Linked DNA regions of Homo sapiens: region 2 is linked to region 1. A link is a loop called in an ENCODE intact Hi-C map of the cell type or tissue named here. Cell type or tissue: natural killer cell. All regions are shown on one strand. Each heading gives the region's core, and the rest is flanking DNA. Links, peaks and the distances in the headings are about the cores only. Region 1 overlaps CHN2 (chimerin 2). Region 2 overlaps CHN2 (chimerin 2).

The links. A loop is a pair of places that touch in the nucleus more often than their neighbours do. Peaks named below come from ENCODE experiments on the same cell type or tissue, not always from the same donor. Only the 100,000 strongest peaks of a DNase experiment are listed, where the experiment ranks them.
Region 2: it touches region 1 in a loop (6-fold over the local background); 4 of 110 quality-filtered maps call a loop at or near these places.

What each region holds. Positions count from the first base shown.
Region 1 is chr7:29,336,564-29,339,369 of GRCh38, reverse strand. All of the region lies in intron 1 of CHN2 (chimerin 2), which reads right to left. Among named protein-coding and RNA genes, the nearest start is that of CHN2-AS1, 130 kb to the right of the region's middle. In natural killer cell, for the core only: no CTCF peak of the experiment used is centred there; a DNase peak (open chromatin) is centred at 1,579; H3K27ac peaks cover 1,179 bases.
Region 2 is chr7:29,261,592-29,264,397 of GRCh38, reverse strand. All of the region lies in intron 1 of CHN2 (chimerin 2), which reads right to left. Among named protein-coding and RNA genes, the nearest start is that of CHN2-AS1, 54 kb to the right of the region's middle. In natural killer cell, for the core only: no CTCF peak of the experiment used is centred there; no DNase peak of the experiment used is centred there.

The sequences.
Region 1 (2,806 bases), core at 254-2,753:
TAAGGGCTGAGGTTGTGTCTGTCTGCAGAGGAGATCTGGGTGGCCGAGGGTCAGGAGAGGTAGGGAGATTTGGTTTTCACTTATATCCTTTTACATAATTTACATTAAAAAAAAGTATAGCAAACTTTTTAAAAGGTTGTTTACAATTACATTTAGCACTTGTTTAAATATACCTAGGTTAAATTTCTTAGCTTCCTTTTTTAAAAATGATTCCATGAAGTGACCACTACAAAGGTCCAAAACTATCCCTGATTAACATCATTTCAAGTCTACTGTGACTTTTCCAGAATGTAATTGAGGGTTCAAAATAAATTAACTGAGTAATCCAATAGTATGACAGGCTTTGTATAAAATAAAATCTAAGATAACATTCCTTTTGTGAAAGATAATTTTGACAGATATCATGTAGATATCTTAGCCTTTATTAATAGTCTTTCATTACGTTGTTAGATGTTTTGTATGCAGTGTCTTATTTAATACTCATAACCAGGGCTGGGTGCAGTGGCTCATGCCTGTAATCTCAGCACTTTGGGAGGCTGAGAGAGGGAGATCACTGGAGGTCAAAAGTTCAAGACCAGCCTGGCCAACGTGGTGAAACCCTGTCTCTACTAAAAGATACAAAAATTAGCCAGGCATGGTGGCACTAGCCTGCAATCCCAGCTACTCAGGAGGCTGAGGCATGAGAATTGCTTGAACCTGGGAGATGGAGGTTGCAATGAGCTGAGATCGCATCACTGCACTCCAGCCTGGGTAACAGAGCAAGACTCTGTGGCAAAACAAACAAACAAAAAACTCACAACCAGCTTATAAAACAGGTATTATTAGTCCCATTGTACAGGCAAATAAACAGAGGAATAGTGAGGTTGCCCAGAATCACATAAATAATCACATATATTAATCATATAGTGAAGCTGAATATTCAAATCTAGCATTGTCCGGATCTGAAAAGCATACTTTTCTTCATTACAAAATTCTGTCTCTCATACTAGACACTGCAATGTCCTAGGACTGCACATATATTATCACACTTCATTTCCAAACAGCACTATGAGGTGGGTACTCTTATCCCATCTTACAGACTTGGAATCTGAAGCCCACAGAGGATGGTGCCTTGCCCAAAGTTGGCCAACTCATTTGTATCCCATAAGAATAAATTATGGCCAGTAACATGTACACCCAATAGTCATCTTGGGAAGACTGACCTACCATATTTTATCATAGCAATCAAACTCATTTATGTCACAACATTCAAGCTGTTACTTCAGTCTCTCTGTAAGTATATTAAGCCTGCCTTCATCTATTTCCAACCTAAACCTTACCCCTTACTGTAAGACCAGTAAAAATAGATGGGGCCCAGTCAGGCTGTCTAGTTGGCTCTGATTCTTGAAGCCTCCTGAGACTGGGAGCCTCCAGTTTTCCTTTCCTTCTGGGTTTTGGTGTTCTGTGGTTTCTTATCACTTGCTTTAAAAATAACTTCAGGGAAAATATTTCTAAAGATCACACGCACTGCATTAGCAACACTTCAGACACCCCATCAACCACACCACAGAGCAACAAACAGCACAGGAAGCGTGTCTGTGATGTACAGGAAGAAGCAAGAGTAAGGACCCAACAGCCGAAACAATCCCTCACAACCTGCAAGATGCTAACTGAAAGCTCCACATTAAGCTCTGCATTAGCATGCATTTATCACTTCCATGCCAAATGCTTGAACAAATGTATGCAGGAAGGAAAGCTTTCCTGTCACCCCGTGGCAGCCTGGGTGACAGCATCAGTAGGTCTATGATTAAAGGGTTAAGAGTAAGGCAAACAACAAGTGGTCCCAATGATTTCCGCAAGAGAAAGTATTCACATTACATAACAGAGTGAGAAGAATAGACCCCCTCTCCGCACTCTGCTGTTATGAGTGTTGCATGTCTTCATAGAGTTGGGGACAGCTGTACTGCGTGCTGGCAGCAGTCATATCCTCTTGCTGTTTGCACAGTGGGACATTTGTCTTCCTAATCGCAGCATGTGAAAGTTCCTACTTCCACTACCAGAGTCTGAAACTAAAATTAAAACAAACCTTTCCTTAATAGTTAGCTCCTGTCTGAAGCTGTTTGTACTGGTACCCTCTGTTTATCTATTTTCAGCAGCACGGTCATAAGGAGGAATTGTATATTTACACACCTGTGCCTTTATAAAAGATCATTTGTTCATGTTCTCCTCTCTCCATTTAACAAACATTTACCCATCACTCTATTCCTGATCCCAAGTTAGGCACTGGGTACACAAAGATGACAAAGTCCTTTCCCTGAAGCAGCACCCAATCCTAGAGGGGAAGCAAGCAGAGGGGAGTGTATGAAGGAGTGCATGCAAGGGTGGTGGGTGCCGGAAGACAGGAGCCAGGTTCCTGGCAGGGGCGAATGGGAAGCTAACAAGGAAGACCTCACAGAGGAGATGACATTGGAGCTGGGCAGTGACGGATGAGTAGGAGTTTGCCAGGCCCTGTGCCAGGGAGGGAGAGAAAGGTGGAATGCTTGTTGTTTTCACTTCAAGCATTCTGAGAAGCAAGGAGACTTTCTGGTTTGCATGTGAAGCTTTTTTTTTTTTTTTTTTTTTTTTTTTTTTGAGACAGAATCTTGCTCTGTTACTCAGGCTGGAGTACAGTGGCACAATCATGGTTCATTGTAAACTCAGACTCCTGGGCTATAGAGATCCTTCTGCCTCAGACTCTGGAGTAGCAAGGACTACAGGTGTGCAGTACTATGCTTAGCTAATTAAAAATTTTTTTTTGTAGAGACAGGGTCTCACTATGTTGCAGGTT
Region 2 (2,806 bases), core at 40-2,539, 75 kb after region 1:
TCTTTCTTTTCCCCACATTTCTCCCTTTTCTATTCCACAAAACCGCCATTGTCATCATGGCCCGCTCTCAATGAGCTGTTGGGTACACCTCCCAGACGGGGTTACGGCCGGGCAGAGGGGCTCCTCACTTCCCAGACGGGGCTGCTGGGCAGAGGGGCCCCCCACCTCCCAGACGGGGTGGTGGCCGGGCAGAGGGGCTCCTCACTTCCCAGACAGGGCGGCCAGGCAGAGGGGGCCCCCCACCTCCCAGACGGGGTGGCGGCCGGGCAGAGGGGCTCCTCACTTCCCAGACGGGGCAGCCAGGCAGAGGCGCCCCCCACCTCCCGGACGGGGCGGCGGCCGGATGGGGGCTGCCCCCCACCCCCCACCCGGGGCCTGCCCCCCAGCTCCCGGATGGGGCGGCTGGCTGGGCGGGGGCTGCCCCCCCACCTCCCAGACGGGGCGGCTGGCCGGGCGGGGGCTGCCCCCCAGCTCCCGGACAGGGAGGCTGCCGGGCGGAGACGCTCCTCACTTCCCAGATGGGGCGGCTGCCGGGCGGAGGGGCTCCTCACTTCTCAGACGAGGCGGCCGGTCAGAGACGCCCCTCACCTCCCAGACGGGGTCGCAGCCGGGCAGAGGCACTCTTCACATCTCAGATGGGGCGGCGGGGCAGAGGCGCTCCCCACATCCCAGATGATGGGCGGCCGGGCAGAGACACTCCTCACTTCCTAGACGGGATGACGGCCGGGAAGAGGCGCTCCTCACTTCCCATACTGGGCGGCCGGGCAGAGGGGCTCCTCACATCCCAGATAATGGGCAGCGAGGCAGAGACGCTCCTCACTTCCTAGACAGGGTGGCGGCTGGAAAGAGGCGCTCCTCACTTCCCGGACTGGGCGGCCAGGCAGAGGGGCTCCTCACATCCCAGACGATGGGCGGCCAGGCAGAGACGCTCCTCACTTCCTATACGGGGTGGCGGCCGGGCAGAGGCTGCAATCTCAGCACCTTGGGAGGCCAAGGCAGGCGGCTGGGAGGTGGAGGTTGTAGCGATCCGAGATCACGCCACTGCACTCCAGCCTGGGCAACATTGAGCACTGAGTGAGCGAGACTCCGTCTGCAATCCCGGCACCTCGGGAGGCCGAGGCGGGCAGACCACTCGCAGTCAGGAGCTGGAGACCAGCCCGGCCAACACGGCGAAACCCCGTCTCCACCAAAAAATACGAAAACCAGTCAGGCGTGGCGGCGCGTGCCTGCAATCCCAGGCACTCGGCAGGCTGAGGCAGGAGAGTCAGGCAGGGAGGCTGCAGTGAGCCGAGATGGCGGCAGTACAGTCCAGCCTCGGCTCGGCATCAGAGGGAGACCATGCAAAGGGGAGACGAGGACCGTGCAAAGGGGAGGGGGAGAGGGGAGAGGGGAGAAGGGATTCTTATTTTAAATTGTGGTAAAATACATATAACATAAATTTTACCATCTTCACGATTTATTTTAAGTTCCGGGGTATATGTGCAGGATGTGCAGGTTTATTACATAGGTAAACGTGTGCCACGGTGGTTTGCTGCACCTGTCAACCCATCATCACCTAGGTATTAAGCCTGACATATATTAGCTGGTTTTCCTGATGCCCTCCCTCCCCCTGCACCCCCATCTTCACCATTTTCAAGTATACAGTCAGTGGCATTAATCACATTCACACTGTTGTAAAACCATCACCACCATCCATCTTCAGAATTGTTTCTCTTTTGCAAAACTGAAAGTCTACACCCATTAAAATCTAGTTTCTTTTTAGTAAGGAAGGTTCACTTTAATTGACAAAAGTAAGAGAAACAATTAGTTAAAGAAGAAAAGGATTAGAGAATTGAATGAAGTCAACACAAAGAAAACAATTATATTTAATCTATTCTCTCTACTGATTTCAAAGAAAGATCTTTATCATCTAAATTGACACTCTAATCCTGATATAATTTAACTCTCTTTAATACACTCTCTTTAGTTTAGCCTAGTATAGAGAAATAGTTTAAAGTATTAACCACAAGGGTTACTTTTGTAAGTGACACAAAGCAAGGTTAACACTTTCTTTGACATGTGTTAAGAACAACTATGTGTATTTGTGATATGAAATATTCTACATGGTGCTAATTCCAAATACCTGAAGTTTTCCTTCTAAGTATCTTATCAAACTAGTACTGTGATACACAGAAGAGACCTTCTGTGCAGTTAGATAGAAAGTTGTTTTTTTGGTTGTTGTTTGTTTTTTGAGGCTGAGTCTGGCTCTGTCACCCAGGCTGGAATACAGTGGCACAATCTTGGCTCACTGCAACCTCTGCCTTCCAGATTCAAGCGATTCTCCTGCCTCAGCCTCCCGAGTAGCTGGGATTACAGGCTCACGCCACCATGCCTGGCTAATTTTTGTATGTTTTGTAGAGATGAAGTTTCACCATGTTGGCCAGGCTGGTCTTGAACTCCTGACCTCAAGTGATCTGCCTGCCTCAGCCTCCCAAAGTGCTTGGATTACAGGTGTAACCCACCACGCCTGGTGCACCACTTACTTTATTGCTCTTTAAAATAATCTAATTTTAAAAGGTTTGTGTATAACGATATCTAACATACAATTTTGTGAGGGCAGAGCCCATATATAACCACTAAACTGTGCAGATTTCCTTCCTTTTTAAAGTCATTCCATTAGGTGACCTCTATGAGCATCCAATGCTGGTATTTATTTGAAGTAATTTCAGTAATGTGTTCTGCCCAAATATTTTCTGTGGTTCAAAGAAGTGAACTATAGTTCTAGTTAAGGCAAAAGACCTTTGTAAGGATTCCAGTATAAGGCAAA